Regions from separate parts of the Homo sapiens genome. Here all the other regions are linked to region 1. A link is a loop called in an ENCODE intact Hi-C map of the cell type or tissue named here. Cell type or tissue: mammary epithelial cell. All regions are shown on one strand.

Region 1 (8,000 bases):
ACCCTTTACAATTGCACAAGTGTTCTCCAATCGGCAAGATGCATTTCATATACATTTTCTCACTTTCTTATAATAATCTTTTCATCACTGTTTTGCAGAGGAAGAAATTTAGGGTCAGGGAGGGAGAAATTGTTGCCCAAGGTCATGGGGCAAGAAGTTGGCTTTAAATCCAGCTAGCACTCTCCTGCCTTCTGCCATAAGAAAAGAGCAGCCTCAATTGAAAGCACCAGGTCAAGTAGCCAGGTTGAGGGGAAAAAAACTGGGAATAGCCCTGATATTTTCCAGCACTAGCTGGAAAGTTACTGCATTTCCCTGGAAGCTGCTAAAAAGTTACCACTCTCCTGCAACAACTGTCTCTAACACAGGGACCCAGGCTTAGATGCAGGCCCGGAAACCTGGTGCCTGAGCACTGACCCAGCCTACAGGCTCAATTTCATCAGGACACCAGATACATCTTACTGTGCCTTCCTCCAAACTTTAGCCCCCATAGACAGACATGATTTAGCAACCACGGTGGGGATATGCCATTGTGGGTAGCTGCTATGTTCTCAGAAAGGCAGTGTGCATGAGTGAAGCAATTTACACCACCCAGGCCATCTTTCTAGCCCCTTCCTAGTCACCATCGAGTTTCAATTCAAGGCAAGAGAAGCTTCCATGTGGCTTTTCCCTTCAGAGGCCCCCCCCCCAACCCTCACAAGATTTTTCCAGTAAAATAATTTCTTATTTTAATAAGAAAAGTACATGCTCCAACTTTTAGGGGGACCCAGGGGGGGGGCTTGAGGCTTCATTCTAGACATAACCACAGGAAAGTAAAGAACCCTTTGCTTTTTCCGATGCCATCTCAAGATGCCAATTTCTCACCAGCTTCTCAGAACAAAAATCTCCTATCTTAAAACTACAGAGCATTGTATACCCTGTGGCATCACAGAGGATCCACAGTCTAGAAGCACAGCTTAATAAGCCTCACTAAGGAATCTTCATCTATGCTGCTGTTGTAATTAACTGCTTCCACTTAAGAGTGCTTAGTCATGAAGTTGTCCATCCCTGTCAAACTCAGCTGAAAGAGTTAGATGGGCTAACCAAAACCTGGAAAGACTCTTTTAGAAGCTGTTCTTTCTCTGCTTAGCGCTGGAGAAAACCTTATGTAACACAATGGTCCATTTCAATATGTTATTTCTGCAATCCTGTGGGGGAAAATCTAAGCGCTGGATGTACAACGGGAAGGGTAAGGCAGGGATTTGCAGCGGAGCGCGCGTCTCCTGGAATTTCAGTAGGTAAGGCTTATTCTAATTGCACCCAGTGTTACCCAATATTACCAGGAATGCAGAAAGCAAGAAAAAAATCCGAACGTCAAAGGATGCGCTTTGCTTTAGAAATGCAGGGAGGCAGAAGTTGGGTTATTTCTCCCTCCTTTTTTTTTCTTTTTTTTTTAAAGATGGAATTCCTGGAATTAACCCTTGGGTGGAAGCATTTCAACAAAATAAAATGAGATTTGCCTGCAAAGCGAGAACGCACGGGTGGGAATGAAGGATCCTGCCTGTGCCAGGCTGCTGCCTCAGCAGTGTCCAAGCACCCAGCGCCTGAAAGCGGGAGCGTGGGGACTCGTCTGGGGACCCTCTTCCGGGGCTACTGGCGGGAGGCGCAGCCGAGCTGGTGGTGGCGGGGTTTCCCTCCGGGGCTAGGGCTGAGGGAGGAGAAGAGGGCGGACTGGCTCCTTCCGTTCTCGGCCACCCTCCCCGCCACTCCTTGAGGCTGCTCCATGCTAACAGGAGACTGTTTCTCGGAGCGCAGCGCAAAGACAGTGGATTTGGAGTGGCCTCCCTAGAATCCCCCCAAAAGCATCTTGGCACAAGTTGTAGATAAAAATAGCTCATGATAACATTGTGGGAAAGGGAGGAGCGAGACTCGCGCAAGGCGAGGCAAGGGTACCACTGGATCTGCAAAGGAGGAGGAAGAGGGAGGATGCAACCCTTGGCCCAAGAGAGCGCCCTGAGTGTGCGAGGAATCGCTGGCTCCCAGGGGAGGGAAAGAGATGGAAGACCTATAGCGCCTATAACTGCAGAGTTATAGACCTATAACTGCAGAGCCCAGCACACCCCATCCCGCGCCGGCACCCGGCTTTGGCTCCAGCTTCTTCTTCCCATCATCCGCCTACGTTCTGGGTCTGTCCTCCGCTTCCTGGGACAGGCTGGGGCTAGAAGGAGGAGCAGCGCGCCGTCCGCCCCCTGGCTGGTAGAGCGCACCTGGAGAGGTCAAGCTCCGCGAATAAGACCCTTCCTGGGAGCTGGGGTCTAGGCGTTCCAACCGCGGGTTCGCACCCCGCCATCCCTCACCTCCATCCGCTGCCACTACCCAAGGGCCCGGAAATAGAAAACCACGAAGGGGGAAAAAAATCAGTAAAAAGTAACAAGAAAAAAATCAAGACCCTCATGTAATTGGCATTAGGGATGAGAGGTTTATTGTCAGGGCTGTCACCTCAATCTCTCTCTTTGGGAGATGCCTATCTCCAACCAAATGCAAAGGCAAACCCGACCAAGGCTTCTCCACCCCCAAAGGCTCCCTCAGCCGAGTTACTTTTGCGGGCTGTGTCCTCGCCCCAGTTTCTGGCCCCAGGTGGTACCCAGGATCCGTTGAGTGCTGCGCTCTCGCTGCCCTACAGGGTCCTATGGTGAAGCTGCGGTCGCGAAGCGGCCGGCAGGAGCGAACCTCACGACTCTGCAGGGGGGGAAAACATCCAACCCAGTAAGAGTCAGAAATCTGGGTCCCTGTCCTTACAGATCAACCGGTCCCTCGGGACTTCCAGAGCAGAGGTGCTAGGGCAGGAGGTGAGGAGGATGGGAAAATCCCCAGCCTTTGCTTCCTGGTTCCCTCTGCATCCACTCCACCTGCTCCAGCCTCGATTCTTCTTAGGTTCTGCACTTGCCCGAAGTCCAGAACGCCAGACAAAGGCACCTCGGAGCCCTCTACACCTGCGTCCTGCCACTCTCCCACCCCGCGCGCGCCGCACTCACCTGAGCCGCGCCTCTGTCCAGCCCGTCCGGCGCCCTAAATAGGCTCCTAGGCTGGGCCATGGGCAGCACTGCCGAGCACCCGCGGCGGGTAGAGCAAGTTTCTGGATGGCCCGGGGCAGGCGGGCGGGGAGAAGGCGCAGGCACCCACTGAGACCCGGCTGTCGTGGCGGCGACTCCTGGCTGCCAGGGCGCAGAGGACCTTGCAGGCGGGCGTTTTGGTGCTCAATCCCGAGGAGGGGGAGGAGCGGGAGGAGGAGCGGGAGCAAAAGGAGGGGACGGAGGAGGCCGGGCCCGGAGGGAGAGCGCGTTGGGCAGAGGAGGATCGCGAGCGCCCACTGCTGCCCGGCCCGCTCGGGTGCCGCCCAGAGTCCGGCCCGCTAGGTGCCTGGTGCTCCGCTCTGCGCTCAGCTGCTCCGCACAGCCCCGCCTGGCACGCAGCTCCAGCGGCTGGTCGGGTAGTAGTCGGTCCCGCCCACCCGGTGCGGTGGCCCCTGGGGTTTCAGTCCAAGGGGAGGGACCAGCGCTCCAAGAAGGTGAGGCTGCTGGGATGGGTGACTCCGCCGTCACTGCAAACACGGGACGTCCCGTCTACTCCCTTACGCCTGCTTGGTCTGAGCCCGAGTCTACCTCTTCTCTAAGTCGCCAGCTCGGCACTTGTACCCGGGACCTGTGCTCCTCCCACGTGAGTCTGCACCATGCGTATTCCCTTCCTGGCAGGTGACCCACCTTAGGCGCTGGCGCTCCTTCCGCCCCCCGGGAAGCAGGAGGTGCCATCCTCTCCAATTCGCTCTGCAGCCGGACTGGGACCGGAGCGGCGGCCTGGGCCAGAATCCGCGTGAGGAGCCGGCTTCAAAGAGCGCCCTGTCGCCATTGAACACTCCTTTTCCTTTGGTTTAGCGTCGGAGAGCGGACGCCAATTTGCCAGGAGAGCGCGGAAAATTCAGCTTTTTTTTTTTTTTTTTTTTTTTTTTTTTTCCGCTAGTGCACTAGGATTGCAAACGTCAGCTCTGAAATAAAAAGCAGGATATTTCTGCCCCGCTCCTCTATTCCGGAAGCTGGGAGGTTCTGTGGGAGAAAGGACCTGCACCCAATAACTCAATTTAAGATTTAAGGTTTTGAGGGGCGTGGGGTTGGAATCGCCTTGGAGAAACGGGTTTGCCTGCTTACCTGAGCCAAAGGAAGTTGCCCTCAAAGGCAGGTCAGCAATCATACCCCGCCAAAAGCAAATGCACATCAAAGTAACTTCCTTTAAATGAGATTACTGTAGTTTCCATGTCTTCCACATTAGTAAATAAATATTTGGAAGACTTCGAATTTGTGATTTACGTTTAAATATATTTCACCAACATTGTTTAATTAAAAAAAAATCCCATCTAAGAGAAGGTTCCTATAGGAAATTGGCCCTTTAACTCATACACAGATTACCCTCGGCACTTTCAGAAAACAACACAGTGACCAGTATATTCTGTCTTTTTGATACAGCCAGAAGCACCCTGAAAGCTGAGACCTAACTGTGCTTTTGGAAAATAAGCTTTTAGGAGTTGAATGACCTTGTCTACTTCTTTTAGTCAGAATAATGTTGGCATGTCTATTTTAGGTTAAAAAAAAATACAAATTCTAAAAAGTGACTTTAAAGGCCCACTTTGAAAGCCTTAGCATTTAAACTAACATTAGATTTAAAAGAAGGGCTTTTCTCCCCCATTATAGGAAGCTGTGTAAAATCATGTGTGAGGTTGTGAGGGTCAAATGGAAGTCTAAGATAAAGTTCTGCCAATTACTGGTGTCTTTAAGCTTCCACCAGCAGCCAAGCACAGTGCAGATCATGAGTCCTTCAAAATACGGGGTGGTTTTAATGCTCTAAGTTGGTATGATTACTTTTTCTAAAGAGCTCAAAGTGCTTTGGTGCCATAGTATGAATTTCATTACCCATTGTGAGACACAAAGGGGGTTAGCAATGATTCTGTTTGCACCCTGGAAGCCAAAGGCAGGTTACTCACCCACTTAGTTCCCTACCACAAGACCTTGAAAGAAACTGGAACCCCAGGTCTCCAGCCCAGAGATTTTGTTGGAAGTTTCCATTTGCAGGAAATGACTGCAGGGCACATGTGGGAAGTGACAGGAATTTGAGGACTAACATTTTAGTTTTCCTCATTTCTTTTTAAATCTGAGCAATTGTTCATTGATCGATAATCTATGTTCTTACATTCAGATAAATAAAAACACCAACTGGCTATTTTGTTCTTACTTAGTTTTATGTGTATGTCCAGGCATTTGCCACTGCTCCTAAATAGCTCTCCCTGAAGTCTTCTGGTCATGAGTTAGGTTTCTTATCCAGAAGCTCATGTAGTGCCAGAGCTTAGCTCTCCTATGACAACACAATCACATTATTGAAACATCTATTTAGGGATCTGTCTTCTCTAATAGATTATAAACGCCTTGAGCTTGGGTATCGTGATTTAATGATGAATCCTCCATGGTATCTGAATCCCAGAATCCTACAATCCTGCATGGTATCTGAAACATACTATGCTCTTAAAAAAAAAAAAAAAAAACTTTGTAAATGGAACTTCCCTCAAGGAGTCAGGGTTTAAGTCAAACATGTTTCCCTTTCAAAGCCGTGGGCATGAGAATAGAGGCTGTTAGGAGACACAGTAGTAGTTGACTGCAAAAGTGTCTGTCAGTCAGTTGTGTGGCCCAAGACTCTTTTTATCAGTTCCAACAACTGAAAAATGAGAGGGTTTTAGTGGAAGATCTCTGTACTGCTAATATTTTAAGATCTCGAAGTCTTTATTGAGCACCTAGTATGTGTACAACACTATGCCAGTTACTAAGAGAGAGATGAAAAAATAAGATATCTCCATTGCCCTAAGAGAGCATAAAATCTTATCTCAAGGAAAAACAAGGCAAACACTCCTAGCCTACCTTTACAGACACGCACAGACATGAGTTAACACAGTTGTAAACTGTTCTAAAGAAGATAAAGGCTCAAGGAGTGAAAAGGCATGAAATAGAAACAAAAGCAACTGACCTATGAGTTTGGGCAATAATCAGTAATAATACCAGCTAAAGTGTATCTAAGGCTTATAGTGCCAGGTACTATGCAAAATGAATCATAGGAGCTGCACCTTTTGTTCATTTTACAAATGGGGAAACGGAGGTTTAGGAGAGTTTAGTGACTCGTTCAAGGTGACATACTAATAAGTGGTAGGGCTGATATTCAAAGAGTTCTCACCTGACTCCAAAGTGCATCTTCTCAACCAATATTAGAGATTATTAGCCCAGACTTCCCTATTTTATAATTGAGGGATTTCATTAGAGCACTAGAGGAGGAAGCTACCCTTCCAGTAAAAACTAGACTCCTAGTCTAGTGCTCTATGTAATTAAGTAATATGCTTATGTTTGCTATTTTTCTGGTTTTTCTCTTTCCCACAAAATATGTAATAGGAGACGGGAGGTCAGGAAAAGGGGAGAGAGAGAAAAAGAGAGAAGTTGCTTCTTTTGAAGATGTCCAGAATCCACAGTAGTCTACCTGCTCAGACTCAATGGGGTTTTATTTGTAACCCCCAGTCTAGTGGGCAGCCCTGTATAGCCTTTCTTCCCATCATGGCTGTTTGAATCTTTCAGGTTAATAGCATGAATATTAAAGACTCCAGTGGGACTCTTTATCCACAAAGGAAATTGGGATCAGGTTAAAAATCCAATTTTAATAAACTTTCCAAGTCCTGATTTAGATGAGGTACTAATGGCTCTTACTGCTGAATCACCTTAAAAGTCAAATGTATTTTTAAAAGGGAAGCTTGTTGGGTATTGTTTAATTGTGCATTGCACATTCCTGTCTTAATAGAAAAAGATCATCTGTAAAACTTATGAGAGCAGATAGGAAATGCCACTATCCACAGAGCCAGTTGGGTAGAGGGAAGGGCGTTGGGTTTGAAAGATAATTTTCACTCGTTTGACCAAAACAAAGAGAGCATGATTGCACTGTGTGAAAATGATATCCTCGAATAACTCCACTAATTTGATTGTGCTGAGGTCTAGAATTGTTTCTATTTCTTTTGATTTGCTAATTAGCTAGAGCAGTCCGCTAGTGAGAGGGGAAATGAGGGTCACAGCCATAAAACATGGAGGATTGTTGTTCCTTCCAACTCAGCTCACCCATCTCATGCCTCCCCAACCATCCCGTCCCAACGCCCAATTTTGTCTCTGTGTATGTAACAACAATCCATCCATCTATGACAAATTGAGTGATTCTTTTCTGAAAACAGGATTTTTAAGATTATCTACTTTATGACACCAAATTTGACACATCTTGGCATATGTGGTTATGAGGTCCAGTTATGACTTTTATGATGTTTTCCTTTATGAATCCTGCTCCCTGCCTTGCCAAGTTAAAATTATATCTTATGATTACATTAGTATAAAGGTGAGTATATTTTCTTCTTTATTTAAATATCTTCTTTAATCTAAAAGTTTATCTTTTTCTGATTTTTAGAAGAAATTAAATCATTTTTGGGAAGCCCTCAAGGTACCATAAGCTCTGGGCAGTGTGCCTAAGACTTCTAATGGAGAATTTAGCCCTGTGCAGATGATATTGCAGAGGAGGAATGCTTAGTTAATTTAGGTAAAGTATGCACAGTAAATACAATTTCATAAAAAAGCTTATAGTCTATGGTGTTATGTAAACAACTATAGACAAATAGAATATTGCTTTTATTTGTTATCCTGTGTTAAACTGTGGCCAAAATTACACACATCAGTGTTAGAAAAATTGCAGTATTGCAGGCTTGAAGTGGTCCCCTTGTTCAAATTACTGGCCCCTGCTGAGTGCTGGAATACCTTCAGGGCGATGGAAAATTGTGGCACTCTCTTTGATTTTAGATTTTGGGACCAAAGCTGGCTGATCTTTTGATGAGTCGGTCTTAATGATTTGCTCTTTTAGGCCTTATTCAAGGATACTGGGAACCTCACACTCTTCAGAAAAAAAAAAGT
Region 2 (8,000 bases), 1.2 Mb after region 1:
ATGACAGAAGGTGAAGATAATGGTAGCAAAATGATTTAACCTTTCTCTTTTGATAATGTTACCACCCACCATATAGGAGTTTACTATTTTTAACTGGAAGAAGGCCCTTTCACCTTCCAGTTCAACATGAACTGAGATTAAATAAAACACAAAAGATTGCAAAACTAATGTGGGAACATGGGCTTATTATAACCTGAATCTTGAACAAAAATAGGCACATTTGAGGTCATCTTGAGACTTCGTCTTTCTTCAATAATTTTGACTTTATCTGGATAATACATTTTCTTGAGTTACTGCTTATCAGATGAAGCCACAACTCTATAGTTACCCAGCAATCTAGCAACCAGTATCACTAATACAAGAGTTTTGGCGCTGGTAACATACTCTGGCTCTTACCCAGGCCCATGACCTCATGGCCTGAAGAAATTTGGACCTGCCAGGTATATGAGATAGTTGTGCCCTGCTCGTATGCTCTCCACTCATATTTCTGCTCCAGCCATTGCTAGTGCAATCAGTTGCAAGTAGGTAGAATCTTATGGTATGACCCCTCTGTTGCACCAAACATCTCATGCTGCCACATGAGTCACTTGTGACAATGAGTTAAGCCATTTTGACATATAGCCAAATATGGAATTATGATGGAGTTAATACTTGTATTAGTCCATTCCCACACTGCTATAAAGACATAACTGAAACTGGGTAATTTATAAAGAAAAGAGGTTTAATTGGCTCAGGTTCTGTGGGTTATACAGGCTTCTACTTCAGGGGAGGCCTCAGGAAACTTATGATCATGGTGGAAGATGATGAAGAGGAACGCACTTCTTCACATGACCAGCAGTGGAGGGAGAGAGTGAAGAGGGAGGCGATACACACTTTCAAACAATCATATCTCCTGAGAACTCTATCATGAGAACAGCAAGCAGGGAGGCCGCACACGTGACTTAATCACTTCCCACCAGGCCCATCCTCCAACACTGCGGATCACAATTCAACATGAGATTTGGGTGGGGACACAGAGCCGAACCATGTCAATACTCTATGGGACAATTCTTGTCCAATGGGAGATTGGAGCCAGTGGATAAATCCAGCCCTCTCCTGTCCTTCATGTGGAAAAGTTCAAGGAGCATTCTACATGACTCATGGCTCAAAAGTTTGCAAGTAGGGTTTAGCTCAAGAGGTCTGTGCCAGTGACAATCCCAATAACACCTTTAAGATATTCTGTGCTTTCTTCCTTGTTTCATTTTACCTATTTTCCCATTCTTTTCTTTGGAATTACTTCCTCAGATAAACTAGGTGATGCAAGCCATTGCCTAAGATTCTAATTTTTGAGAAATCTTGACTAACATTCTGACCTAGAACTCATGGGAGAAAAAATAAAGATAGAATCTAGAAAAAAACCTAGAGAAAGGGATTTGATATGGCTAGAGTTTGCCTGGAGTGGAGGCCATTCTAGAAGTTCAGTAGATAGAGGGGTAAGCATTTTGGCTCTAATTGCAGTGAATTTGAAACCCTAGGATACCCCAATAGAATTGGTGGGTACTGAGACGATGTTTATAATTTGGGGTACCAATGAGTTAAGTCTTGAGGTCAGTTTTTAGCTAAAAGTCCAGCCAAGCATGATAATCATAGCACTGCAAAGAAGAGATGAATATTCACTAGAAGTTTTGCAGAGCCTCTTGCCTTCATATGCAGCAGGAGCTCTTATAGTCAAAAACATGGTAGAACTGCCAAGGATGCATGAAAACAGCTACAAAAATGAAGATAAAATAAACCACAATCATGTATACTCTGTAAAATCATAAAATGGCAGATAAAAATAATCAAGACAGAAAATAAAAGGACAAGTATAAATAGTGAGGTTTAACTTAAATTCCAATTCTACTTCATTCCCATTGTCTTGTAGAGATATCCACCACGATATATTAAAACATGACCCTTTTTCTCAAGGATCGTGTTCTGTGTCAGCCACTGAGGATATACGGATCTTCGGTCCAGGTTCCTGGGTGATTACTGCAAACTAGGAAAGATGCCCCAGCCTCAGCCAAGTGACCTGGGGATGAGGGCAATATGCCGGTGGGAAACCAGACTACTAAGCAAGACCAAGGCAGAAGACTGTTTGAGCAGATCTGGCAGCCATGCAGTTAGGGAGGCTGTGATACAGTGAGGGAAGCATTCACTCAAGGCAAATCAGATAATGGACTTACGGCAAAACAGAGTGTCATAGACTCCATAAGATGTTTGGGGAAAAAAAAGATGCTAAGACACGAGCTGCTGTGTCCAGGACTTCCCAGAACCAAGGTGATAACTGCAAAGGCAGGAAAGGGTAGCAGTGCCTGCAAGTCAACCAGACTTGCAGCTGTGCAGTCTGTGGTGTACAGCATGGGCACACTGGAAAGAAGTCTTTCCCATCCAGCGATATCGATTTCTTGGGCATTCGTTAAGAACTAGGGCAGTGGTTCTCATGCAGAGGAGATTTTGCCCCGGGGAGATGATTTTGGCCATGATTGAAAACATTTTTGGTTGCCAAAAATAGGGAAGTTGCCACAGATACGGGAGTTGCCACTGGCATCTATTGAATAGGGAACACAGATGCTGTCAAACACCCTATAGTTCCCATAACGAAGATTTATCAGAACCCAAAGGTCCGTAGCCCTTCAGCTAAGGAATCCTGGACTAGGGTGTTGTTTAAAAGCTTCTCAGGGATTCTCAACAGGAGAGAGAAAAGGAACTTCCTTGACATAAAGAGTTGGGGAAAAGTTATATCAGCTAAGCACCTGCCATGTGCCAGGTCTAGCACATGACTTTTCTTAAACCTCACAACCAAGGATAGACATTGTAACTCCATTTTACAAAACAGGAAATAGGACCTCAGAAAGAGAAATTACTACGCAATAAAAAGCTCAATTTAGCTGGGGTTTAAACTCAAATCTGTTAAAGGCGAAAGCGGAGACTAGTTTTTTTTTTCCAGTTTTAAAATGTAAATCGTTTTCATTGATTTTACAATTCTTAACAAGGCAGGAAAATGTCATTATGCTCATGACTAGCTTTAAGCATCAATAAGTTTAGTCTGATTTTACTAGATTTTTATAAATATAAACATTTTGCTATTAGAATTCTTATGTAATCATTAAGATTTTGTTTAACACAGAAATATTAGGCATAGCTTTATTGGGAAGTTGAGATTACAGGTTATTTTCATTAGTGTCTAAATTTTTCTGAACTTTGCAATTTTAAAAATGATTAGCATATGTTAAAATTATAAAGTTGCCAATTAGGTTTATTTTAATGTGATATAAATACACAATTATTTCAAGATACACAGTAAATTGCACAGAGGACATAGACTCATTTATTTGGGGATTATATAGATTTGTTGGCTGTGAAATCTAAAATCAGAGTCCATTTATTATCACATGTAATTATGTGTTACAAGAAGTGGACACAAATTTAAAAAGAAAAACAGGTATGCAATTTATATTTCCAGGGGGCTTTTAAAATATAGTTTTGCCTAAACTGATCAAAATATTTGAGGTGCCTTCTCCTCAAAACTGCCTGTGAAGTTTCTCTGGGTAACCCCACAGCTGACTCTAATTTCATTTTCTCCACAATTATTCTACCCATTATTGGGTGTAATATCCTCCACAACTCCACTCTCACAGCGACTTGCTAGAATTTCTGCATTGTTGTTAGCTGTCTCCCCCGAATTATAAGTCCTATAAGGCCAGGTTTTATGCTTATTCAACTATATATCCCCTTATCACCCAATGCAGCGTCTTGCACATAGTCGGAAGCCAATAGATTCTTGCTTAGATGAAATAATTCTAGCCCTGGGGCCAAGGTGCTAACATTGCCATGATCTCGGAGAAGGAAGTGGTGGGGTATTGCAAATAGCGTCTATGCTTAGCAGGCACATTTATACGTAGGGTTAGTGCCCTCTATTTTTAATTTACTTGATTATTCTACAATATCGACTTTTTTTTTTTCTTAAATAATTCTTTATTTACATCCAAACATCAAAAGTCATTCAAGTTGAAGCCCTTCCCACAAGCATTAAGTTCTGCTCACAAAATGTTCAGGAACATTAAAAATCTCTGACATGAAAAATGTGTTACATCACAAGATTTTAAGATGAACGAAGTAAATAAATATGTAGCTCTGCACTTGTGGAGCAGCGGTAGGCAGACCTGCGAGACGACTCTGGCCCAAAGCTTAAGGCTGCATCATCCGTCAGGTGTGGATGAGATCCATCGAAACAGTGAGCGACGCCTGCCATCTACAGGCCACAATGTGTATTGCCGCATAGGTGCCAGTAGACCTTGAATTTAAGAAGCCTTGGGGGATGATACTCAGCGATGTGATCTCGAAGAGACTGTCCTATGTTGAATTATCATTCAATGTAAAAATATAATCAAATAATTATAACCATTAATAGATAACAGGTGACACTTCCCTTCACACTTTCCTCTGTGTAATTCTTACTTTACAAAATTGAAAATGAAGAGCTTTGTGTGTCTTCCACTTTTATTATCATCATGGTGCTTTGTCCTCCTTCACTTTGTGATTATCTCTGTATACGTCTGCCTTCCCCAGGAGCCAACTAACTCACGCGGTGCAGGGGACCCATATAATTCATCTATGTATACGCTCTTGCCTAGAGCAGGGTTTGACACATGGCAGGTATTCTACAAAGATTTGATGCATGAGTGCTTAAGGGAATGAATAAATAAATGAATAAGTAAATCAATCAAAAACTAATTATTTTCGAGTCACCTTGTTCTAAATTACATATAAATTTATGGAGAAAAACTGTAGTCTAACATAGATATATATGTATGTATACATGTTGAGCACAGTGTCTGCCCCACAGCAGGTTCACAGTAAACATTATCTACATTAGACTATAATGTATGTGTGTGTACATATATCTAAGCATATGTGTTCAGTTGGTTGTTTTAAAACTTCTGCAATAAATCAAGAGATTAATATTTTTTATTAAAATCCTTAAATCTGTATGTTAAGGATCTTGTGAGTTCAGCTTCAGGTCCCCATCTATGTCATTTTATTAGGCAAAATGTTCTGAAAGATTCATTCCATTTAGAAAGTAAACATGACAGCAAGGCCACAGTTATTACTTCTCATTTATTTTGTTCTTTTGGAGATTGACCATCTAGCTTAAGTCAGACAAAATGAGAACCAAGAAAAAAAATGTTTAGATAAAATCATTGTAAGAGAGAGAATATAAAAGAAAGTGGAAAAGTAAGATTAATATTGTTTTGCCTAAGAGACCTAGTTTCTCTCCCAACCTCTCCCCCACCAACACAAACTTGAAGAAATTTTTTGGATGTTTAAACTTAATTATCTTTAAAAATAAGGAAGCAATGCTTATGGGGCACAGCTGTGTGGCAGGCACTGTGCTTGGCATTTCTGTGAATTTTCACATTTAATCTGCCCAACAGGTCCAGCCCTAGAAGACACTTATTGGCAGATCCCTTTTATGGACCATGAAACCGAGTCTCAGAGAGATTATTTCTGCAAGGTCACGCTGTGGAAGGTACAGGGTTGCACTGGAATGAGCTCACACTGGCTTATAGGAGGCAACTCTTCATTCAGTAATGTCATGTTGGCAGCTTGAAGTCAGCCACAGTAGAATTATTTACAGCATGTCAATGAGCAATTGCTGCAAAGAAGTCCCTGTGCCTGCCTGGTTGTTAAACATACGCCAGCACACCACTGGTTAAGATGCAAAGATAAAAGTTTAAGAATATTTGACTTTAAAAGGCATCTTCTTCTAATAAACCACACTACCCAAGAGTTAAGGGAAAGTCTAGGTAAGGTTTATATAGCAGTTCATAGTTTAAAAAAACAAGACTTTTATGCATGTATAGTCTCCCAAAAATGAACCAGCTTTGTATTTCTCTCTGTATTTTTTTTTTTGTCATTCTTCCCTCTTCCTCTCCTTCTTCATCACAGTTACTGCCATATACTGAAGTTCTGCTGTATCCTGCTAGGTGTTTGCCATGAACTACAATATTTATAACACTGAGAAAAATAAAGCATGAGTCAGGTAAGCACAAAGCCCAGAATTACAACCAGGAATATAGAAGAAAGGTTTTATCCCTCGTATCTGTTATATGAGTCTTTTGTAGGTTTTTGTTTGTTTGTTTTTGTCTTTTCATGTGTGTGTGTTTGCAGACCTAACCCCTCATGTTTCTTCTTCTGAAATGTTCCCTTTTTCTTCAATTCAATTTTTCAACAAATATATGAGCACAGAGTATGTGCCGCACACTGTTCCACGTGCTAGAGATGCAATAGTGAAATCAGGAGAGGTTTCTGTCCTTGGGAACATCCCTTCTTGGGTAGGGAGACAGGACACAAAGCAGGAGAGACAGGACAGCAAGGTACCTAGCAAGAGGGCTGGGGTTTGAGTTCTGGGCCCACCACTTCCTAACCATGTGACTGTGGACAAGTTACTTAACCTCTTTATGCCTCAATTTTCTGCCATATGCTAAAAGGGGATAGCAATAGTCTCTATGTCTTAAAGTTGCTGTGATAACTAAGTTTCATTACATTAAATAGTATCAGGCATATATAAATAGTAAATGCCAGTATTTATTAGTTACTACTTTTAAGGAAACAGCTTAATTATAGGCTATAACTAGAGTTATGAAGGAAACACACCAAATACTGAGATTGGGTTGAGAGTGGAATATTTTAGATGAAGTCATCAATAAAGTCCTTTACGGAGAATTGATAAAAAGGATGAGAAGGTATCCTTCCTGGCATTGCTGGAAGAAGATTTCTAGATTAAGGAAGTGAAACTGCAAAGCTCTGAAATGTTGAGATGTTTATTGCTGAAGGGAATGGTAGAGTTCAGTGTGCTTGGGGCACAGTGGAAGCAGGTGGAGCAGAACAAGATGAGGTTGAAGTGGAAGGAGGGGACCAAATCATGTGAGGTCTTAGAGGCCCCCTTATAGAGTTCTGTTCTCTTTTTAACTACTTAATACCCTTCTTTCCTTCCTTCCTTCCTTCCTTCCTTCCTTCCTTCCTTCTTTCCTCCCTTCCTCCCTTCCTGTTGTAATTTGCTATATGTCTAAGAAAAAATAGGCTAGCTTTTTTTTTTTTTTTAATTTGGAAACTTAGCGCTAATCTTCACTTTCATTGAGACCCTATTTTCCAGGGCAATTTTCAGAAAGTGACTTTTAGAGGTAATTTTCTGGGCAGCAGAGATTTTTCAATAACTTCTGTGGAATCCAGGATCCTGGGTCTCAAAGGTACAATTGCTGAGTATGGTGTCCACACCAAGTTGCTGTTATCCTGACCTTGTAAACACCATGCAGGTGCCTGTCTCGTTGGCTGTCTCAAACTGCCAGAGAAAGCGGCAATGACAGTTTGGTTTCACCCAGTCCCTTGAGTTATGAGTAATTTTGCTAGAGTCTTGTCATTTTCTGGCGGATTTCATGAATTTGTGCTGAATTTGCAAACAAAGGCAAAAGGCAAACAATGGTCTAAGCGGCTTTGAGATTGCCTCATTAAACTGCAGCCTGCCAGAAGCTTTCTGCTTATAGCAATGAACACATCTGAGCTCTACAATGATGTCACCGTCTAAAACTCTGTTCACATCTCTTTGAGGTGACAAAGTCCCATGTGCAACTAACTAAAAATAAATAAAGTGAAATAAATAAGAAAGAGTAAAGGGAAGAGCAGAAAACTGCTCTAGCAAAGAAGAATGCCCAAGTTATCAGGAAAGCTAATTTTCAGTGCTATTGCTGCCATATCAGCCTTGTCACCAATAATCAGTTTGCCTAAGTTTTTCAAGACTCAGTGTACCTCTATGGAACTGGAATACACTGACATGCTCTTTTTTTGAAGATTCCACTGAATTCCTCAGGTGTATACCCAGGGATGGGGTCATGTGGCACACTATACAAAATATTTTTTAATTTCAGAAACATGCATTTGTGGTATTTTGTAAAATCCCTTTGAAAAATGTCTTTTTCAGT
Region 3 (8,000 bases), 880 kb before region 1:
TTCTTCTGCTAGATATCCTAGTTTATCACTCTCAAGTTTGGCCTTCCTCAAAACCCTCAGGCATAGAGACAATTCATTCAAGTTCTTTGCCAATTTATAACAAGAATGGTCTTTATTCCAGTTTTCAATATCTTGCTCCTCAGTTCTACCTCAAACCTCATCAGAATGGCCTTTACTGTCTATATTTCTATCAGCATTCTTGTCACAACCACCTATCTAATCACTAAGAAGTTCCAAACTTTACTTAGCCTTCTTGTCTTCTAAGCTTTCGCCAGAATTTAAACATTTTCTATCCTGCTCCTACAAATTCTTCTACTTTTGCCCATTACTCAGTTCCAAAGCTGCTTTCCACATTTTCAGGTATTCATTATCAGCAACACTCCACTTCTTGACACCAATTTTCTGTGTTAGTCTGTTTTTTTTTGTTGCTTAAGACAGAATAATGGAAACTAGGTGATGATTTATATGCAAAAGGAATTTATTTCTTTCAGTTGTGGAGGCTAAGAAAACCAAGGTTTAGGGGATGCATCTGGTGAGAGCCTTCTTGCTGAAGGGGACTTACTGCAGAGTCCTGAGGCAGTGCAGGGGATCAGATGGTAAGGCGACTGAGTATGCTGGCTCAGGTGTCTTTTCTTATAAAGCCACCAGTTCCCCTTCCATGACAATCCATTCATCTATTAACCCATTAACCCATTAATCCATTAATGGACTAATTCATCCATGAGGGCAGAGCACTCATGATCCAATTACCCCTTTATGCCTCACCTGTCAATACTGCTATATTGGGGACAAAGTTTCAACATGAGATTTGGAAGGGACACTTGAATTATAGCAGGTGGGATGAGCACGAGGAGGAGGTAAGCCCAGATAGGTGATGGCAGAGGTGGGAGAGTGCCCAGATCACATGGGGTCTTGTACAATGGCGCAAAAACTTTGCCTTAACTGTGGTGAATCTTTTTTAAACCACCTCATTAAGGTATCACTGACATAGAAGAGCTTTACATATTTACTGTACACATTAAGATTGAATTTGGGGATAAGTACATATCCATGAAATCAACACCACCGTCAAGGCCATAAACATATCTGTCACTTACCAAAGTTGACTCCTGCCCTTTTTGTTATTGTTACTTTATTTTATTTTCTTTTTTTGGTAAGAACACTTAGCATAATATCTATCCTCTTAGCAAACTTTAAGTACACAGTACAGTGTCATCAGCTGTAGGCACTATGTGGTAGAGTGGGTCTCCAGAATTTATTTGTGCACCATAACTGAAACTTTGTCCCCTTTAAGCATCACCTTCCTATGTCTCCCTCCTCCTTGCTCCTGGCAGCCACCATTCTACTCTTTGCTTCTATGAGTTTGACTGTGTTAGGTTCCACAAGTAAGTGAGATTCTACAGCATCATTTTTCTGCGTCTGACTTGTTTTGGCCCAACATAATGCCCTCCAAGTCCATCAGTATTGTCATAAATGGAAAAATTTCCTTCCCCTTAAGGCTGAAAAATACTCCATTGTGTGTATATACCACAATTTTTTGATCCATTCATCTGTCTATGGACCCTTATGCTGTTTCCATATCTTGGCTACTGTGAATAATGCTGCCATGAACAGAGTGCTGAGAGCTCTTCAAGATCCTGTTTTCAATTCTTTGGGTATATACTCAAAAGTTGGATTCGTGAACCATAAGGTATGTCTATTTTTAATTTTTTAGAGGAAACTCCATTCTGTTTTCAATAATGGCTGTACCAATTTACATTCTCACCAACTGTGTGCAAGGGATCGCTTTTCTCCATATTCTTGCCAACACTTGCCATCTTTTGTTTTTTGTGTGTGTTTTTTAAGTAATAGTCATCCTAAGAGGTGTGAGGTGATATTTCACTGTGGCTCTGAGTTGCATTTCCTTCATGACCAGTGATGCTGAGAACCACTTCCTATATATGTGTTGGCTACCTGTATTTCCTCCCTGGAGAAATGTCCACCCAGATCCTTTGGACATCTTCCAATAAGGTCACTCATTTTTTAGCTCTTCAGTTGTATCAGTTCCTTGTCTATATTGAACATTAACCCTTATCAGGTATATAGTTTGCAAATATTTTCTCCCATTTTGTAGTTTGCCTTTCTACTCCGTTGATTCTTTCCTTTGCTGTGGAGAAGCTTTTTAGTTTGATGTAGCCCTACTTGTTTATTTGTGCTTTTGCTGCCTGTCCTTTTGGTCTCATACCCAAAAAGTCATTGGCAAGATACAATGCCAAGGATCTTTTCCCTATGTTTTCTTCTAGGAGTTCTGTAGTTTTGGGTATACCCCAAGTTGATTTAATCCACCCCAAATTGATTTCCTTGCATGGTGTGAGGAACGTGGTCCTGCCCTGTGCAGAGGAACAGGTCCTGCCCTGTTCTTCTGCACATTAATATCTAGTCTCTCCACTATTTGAAGAGACCATCTTGTCTCCATTGTGTATTCCTGATGCCTTCATCAAAAATTAGTTTAATCAATGCATGCATTTATTTCTGGGCTCTGCACTCTGCCTTACTTGTGTGCATGTTTGGTGTACCACTGACCACGACAGCCCTGTCATGTAATTTGAAATCAGGAAGTGTGATGGCTCCAGCCTTGTTCCTTTTACTCAAGATTGCCTTGGCCACTCAGGGTCTTTTGTGTTACTCAGGGTGAATCTTTATGATACACTGTCCATGTGTCCTGTGTCTTCATTATAATGTAGGATTATTTTTTCTAGCCTCACTTAGTATTCCTCCCTCCCTTTTAAGATTTTTGTGTAGTATAATATCGGCAATAGTTACAAAAATCCACGGGGATTTCAGCCGCATCAAATATGCCGACTGGCAAGTGCTGATACCATGAGCTTCACTTAATCATTGCTTAGCTAACCAAAATCCTTCAAAGTAAGAGGTTAAGGTGAACTTAAGGAACTTTGCAGGTGAAAAAAACTGGATTGAACAAGCAAAGTAACTTGTCTACCATTATACAGCTTTGATGGTAATTCAGATAAATTCCAGAAAGCTTCTTAAAATTTGGGGGCCTTATTTAATAAAGCAATAATAAATCAAGTATTTGTGATATTTAAAGGAGGGTGAGCTTTGGAACTGAATTTGTTAAGATTGAATCTTGATCCTGTTCATACTATGGGCAGGATCATGGCACGTGCTTAATGAATGTTTATGAAATAAACAAATGGATTGAGGAGTGAATGAATTTCCCCATCTGGAGAAGTAAGGAGTGCTTATTTATACTTCATGGAAATTCATGTGTGGAATAAATGAATTGATGCACTTCAAGGCATGGTTCTTAATGCACAGCTGCAGTTACTACTATTATTATAGTATGAAAAATTAGAGGGAAAACGGGAATTTACCTCCCTAATGAAGTACACAAATATTCTAAAATGCTAGGAAAAGTTCTCTGTCAAACAAGAGGACCCAAACAGTTGTTCAAAGTCTTTCCCATCTCCAGTTTTCTCTTGGAGAAGCCAGGCATGCTCTCCACCTGGTGGTCATAACGTGTAATTAGCACCATTTGCCCAGAGACTCATTGGCTTTGCAGTCTCAGGACAGATCTCACAAAGTTACTGCTTTTGGGTAGGTAATGTACTGAGGTGGGCATAGCATGGTTGCAGAATCCGATGGACCTTGGTTTGACTGTTTCCACCACAACTTATTATGGTGAAACCATGAAGACATTGTCAATATCACCGTGTTCTGGGAGGGTTAAAGTAAGACCTCTTGAAGAAGGAAAAAGAGTTAAGGGATTGTTCTTTGGAGTGGCTGCTGCCAGCTTGCAATGGATGGTTGTTAAACTTTCAGAAATTCTGTGAACTGGCTTTACATACAGCCATTATTAAAAATACATTACATAGGCCAGGCGCGGTGGCTCAAGCCTGTAATCCCAGCACTTTGGGAGGCCGAGGCGGGCGGATGACGAGGTCGGGAGATCGAGACCATCCTGGCTAACATGGTGAAACCCTGTCTCTACTAAAAAATACAACACAATTAGCCGGGCGTGGTGGCGGGCGCCTGTAGTCCCAGCTACTCGGGAGGCTGAGGCAGGAGAATGGTGTGAACCCGGGAGGCGGAGCTTGCAGTGAGCCAAGATCGCGCCACTGCACTCCAGCCTGGGCGGCACAGGGAGACTCTGTCTCAAAAAAAATAAATAAATAAAAAATTACATAAACATACACTTAAGTTACAGCAGCCCTCCACTTATCCTAAGGCAAAATGTTCCAAGACTCACGATGGATGTCTGAAACTGAGGATAGTAATAAACCCTATATATCCTATGCTTTTCCTAAATATACAGACCTATGATAAAGGTGATATGTGACAGCAAAACAAGCACACTTTTTTTTCCTTCTTCCCAATTTCACGGATAGAAGATTCATTTTTATTGTCGATCCCAGTAACCTCAGCATACAATATTTTTTCTTTCCTTTTCAAGTTGAGAACTTCCACCTTTTCACTTAAAGGAATCACTTTACATCTTCTCTTTGGCAAATCAGAACTGTCAGCATCACTGCTCTTGCGCTTTTGGACCATTATTAGGTAAAATAAGGGTGACTTGAACCTAAGCACTGAGATTCCACGCAGCGAATCTGGTGGGCGAGATGACTGCTCAGCAATTAACCGGTGGATAATGGACACAGCGCAACAGAAACACTGGACAAAGAAATGATTCGAGTGAGACTGCTCAGGATTTCATCGTGCCGCTCAGAAACAGCATGCGAGTTAACATTTATGAATTATGTATTTCTGGAATTTTCCACTTGATATTTTCAGACCTTGGTTGAGCATGGGTAACTGAAACTGTGGAAAGTGAAACTGAGGATAAGGAGGACTTCTGTATTTGTTTTTCACTTAGCTACTGTTCAATTTGTGGTAAATATATGCAAGACCACCCCCCCACTTTTTTTGAGACCAAGTCTCGCTCCGTTGCCCACGCTGGAGTGCAGTGGTGTGGTCTTGGCTCACTGCAACCTCTGCCTCCTTGGTTCCAGCGATTTTCCTGCCTCAGTCTCCCAAGTAGCTGGGATTACAGGTGTGCACCACCATGCCCGGCTAATTTTTTTGTATATATATATATTTTTTTTTAGTAGAGTTGGGGTTTTACCATGTTGCCCAGGCTCCTGAGTTGTCTCGAAACTCCTGGGCTCAAGTGATCCACTGGCCTCAGCCTCCAAAAGTGCTGGGGTTACAGGCATGAGCCACCACCCCCTCCTGTAATACCCTTTAACTATGAAATACAATCATGCAATAACACTATGAAATACAATCAGAAATAACTATGAAATACAATCAGAAATAAAACATAAGTATAATGTTCTGTTCAGAGAGCTTATTATGGGGCTTACGGGCTTATTGAACAACTAAATAGCCAGCCCTAGTGTTGAGCACATAGGAGGTACTAAATATTATTGGTTGAATTATGATGAAATAAGCTATATTTCCCCTCTATGTAAAACTGCCTTTGCAAAGATTATATCAGTGAGAGAATTGTAATTTTTTTTTTTTTTTTTGAGACTGAGTCTCACTCTGTCGTCCAGGCTGGAGTGTAGGGGCATGATGTCGTCTCACTGCAACCTCTGCCTCCCAGGTTCAAGCAATTCTCTTGCCTCATCCTCCCAAGTAGCTGGGATTACAGGTGCGCGTCAGAACGCTGGGCTAATTTTTTGTGCTTTTTTATTTTTTAGTAGAGATGGAGTTTCACCGTGTTAGCCAGGATGGTCTCGATCTCCTGACCTCCTGATCTGCCCACCTCAGCCTCCCAAAGTGTTGGGATTACAGGTGTGAGCCACCACGCCCGGCCGAGAATTATAATATTAATAGTAAGCCAAGCTAACTCACTCCCCATCTTATCTTTTCCTTAATTACTCCTGGGCTATTGGGCAAAGCTACCTTTGGAACACATTCAGGCTATAGTTTAAATGATAATAGGACTTGCCCCAAACTCAACCACTTTTGTAAAGCTAATGGGAAGCCATCAGGCTGGGGGGACAAGAACAGCCTGAGTCCAGCTAAGGCGCAGACATAAACGATTGTCAGCCACTATTGCCAAGGTTATAAGACATGCAACTTCCCCAGTTATTCCTGCAGATAACACCACTATTGTAGATCGGCCTTTGGAGATATCTTTCCCAGTTTTTTGCATGCGTGTCTGACACCCATGGTTCCACCTAAACCCAATGCCTCCACCTTAGTGCCAACCTCTCTCCTGTAGCCTCACCCAGAAGTAACTCATCTGCTTGAAGACAGCTTCAAACCCCTATAATTTCATCTCCACCCCAATCAATCAGCAGCAAGCACCTGTTACCTGCCCTCCCATCCCTTCCCCCAAACTGCCTTTGGAAACCGCTGACCTATGAGCTTTGAATGAGACGATTTGTGTATGAACATCTCCCACGTGGTGTGGCCAGCCTCGTGTCTATTAAACTCTTTCTCTACGGCAGTGCCCTGGTCTCTCTTTATGCAGTGGGCAGGAAGAACCCCTCGGGCGGTTACATGTGTACCCATTTTCATCCTGCATTATAATCTTCTCTGTCCCTTCCATACAAGCAGCTTTTACTATACCAATTTCATGTTTATTATTAATGGCCTTTTCTTCACATTGTGATGTAGGATATGGAATTAGAAAAACTAAGTAGAAAAGAGAGAGGGCAAACTTATCACTGTTCATCGCTCCCCCAGGGACTGGCAGGAAGAGGAGGGGGGGGCATGCAGGGGCGGAAGCATTTACGTTCACAAGCTGTCTGTAGATGTGGCTTTCATAGATTAAGGAATATCCGCCCCAAACAATGGATCATTTATAACACCCGATAAACTACTCAGAATAGGAAATGTACTGTGAACCCAGAATTGAAACTAATATATGAGTCGATCTAGGTTTTTCTAAAATGTGTTCTAAGGAGCATGGGCCAAAGAATGTGATCCCAGAAAAAGCAGGTTCCATGGACACTTAAGTTACAAATGCTCCGTGCCATATCCCCCTCTTGGAGATCCACAATGCTCTTAAAAACTTGGTCAGTAAAAAGATCTGTTTATTTTTGTTTAACTCAGTGTTTCTCAAGGTTACTGCATCCAGAGTTTCCCATTTATTTATTTTTTTATTTTATTTTTTTTTTCTGATACAGAGTCTTGCTCTGTCACCCAGGCTGGAGTGCAGTGGCGCAATCTTGGCTCGCTGCAACCTCCGCCTCCCAGGCTCAAGCAATTCTCCTGCCTCAGCCTCCCCCGTAGCTGGGACTACATGTGGACACCATCACGCCCAGCTAATTTTTTTATATTTTTAGTAGAGACAGGGTGTCACCACGTTGGCCGGGCTGGTCTGAAGCTCCTAACCTCACGTGATCCGCCTGCCTCGACCTCCCGAAATGCTGGGATTACAGGCGTGAGCCACCGCGCTTGGCCTTCTCTTTTATTTAATATGATTCTCAACATCTCACACAATTAGTTTCAGATAACTGTACTTTGAGCTACTTAGAGCTTCATTCATTGTGTCTTACAGCAAGGACCAATGGGAGGAAGTTGTAGGAAGACATTGCTGTTCCTTATACTTAGCTGAAAGTAAAGAGCTGGGGCTGCTTAAAGGTAGGGTGTGCTTCCTGGGAAGGTGGTGAGGCTCTTGGGCCACTCAATTATCTGTAAGGGATGCTGTGCCTTAGTTACAAGGAGGGGCTGGATCGTGGAGATTCTGCTATTTTAAAACTTAACAAAATAACTCTTCCATTCTGCTGGCTTGCATGTAAGACATGCAGGTATAGAGGCCGCTAGTCCCAGTTTACCCCAGATGTCTCTGTTTTTAATTTAGAATGTCCTGCTTCTGAAGAACCCCTCCATCCAGAGCAAACTGGGATGGTTGATTCCAGTGAACACCCCAACATTACAAGGAAAAGAAAAAGTGCTTTTCATTATGCGTGTATTTCAAGTCATTTTGAAATGGTTTCATGGGGAAGGCCGTACTTTGCTTATGTAAAAGGCAGTTCTTGTACATT

Evidence for each region. Hi-C counts contacts between places; a loop is a spot of excess contacts. Peaks named below come from ENCODE experiments on the same cell type or tissue, not always from the same donor. Only the 100,000 strongest peaks of a DNase experiment are listed, where the experiment ranks them.
Region 2: a loop joins it to region 1, with 8 times the contacts of the local background. A loop is called at or near these places in 8 of 110 quality-filtered maps.
Region 3: a loop joins it to region 1, with 4 times the contacts of the local background. A loop is called at or near these places in 20 of 110 quality-filtered maps.

What each region holds. Positions count from the first base shown.
Region 1 is chr4:11,425,688-11,433,687 of GRCh38, forward strand. HS3ST1 (heparan sulfate-glucosamine 3-sulfotransferase 1) reads right to left here and starts at 3,207. Exons shown (of 2, transcript NM_005114.4): 1 at 3,012-3,207. RefSeq lists an enhancer at 2,863-3,082 and a silencer at 3,173-3,352. In mammary epithelial cell, CTCF peaks have their summits at 2,315 and 3,351; a DNase peak (open chromatin) is centred at 3,324; H3K4me3 peaks cover 4,072 bases; H3K27ac peaks cover 4,417 bases.
Region 2 is chr4:12,628,983-12,636,982 of GRCh38, forward strand. No RefSeq gene overlaps it. Among named protein-coding and RNA genes, the nearest start is that of LINC02270, 410 kb to the left of the region's middle. RefSeq lists an enhancer at 4,322-4,381. In mammary epithelial cell, a CTCF peak has its summit at 4,277 (motif pointing left); a DNase peak (open chromatin) is centred at 4,249.
Region 3 is chr4:10,546,338-10,554,337 of GRCh38, forward strand. All of the region lies in intron 8 of CLNK (cytokine dependent hematopoietic cell linker), which reads right to left. Among named protein-coding and RNA genes, the nearest start is that of ZNF518B, 93 kb to the left of the region's middle. In mammary epithelial cell, a CTCF peak has its summit at 3,510 (motif pointing left); no DNase peak of the experiment used is centred here.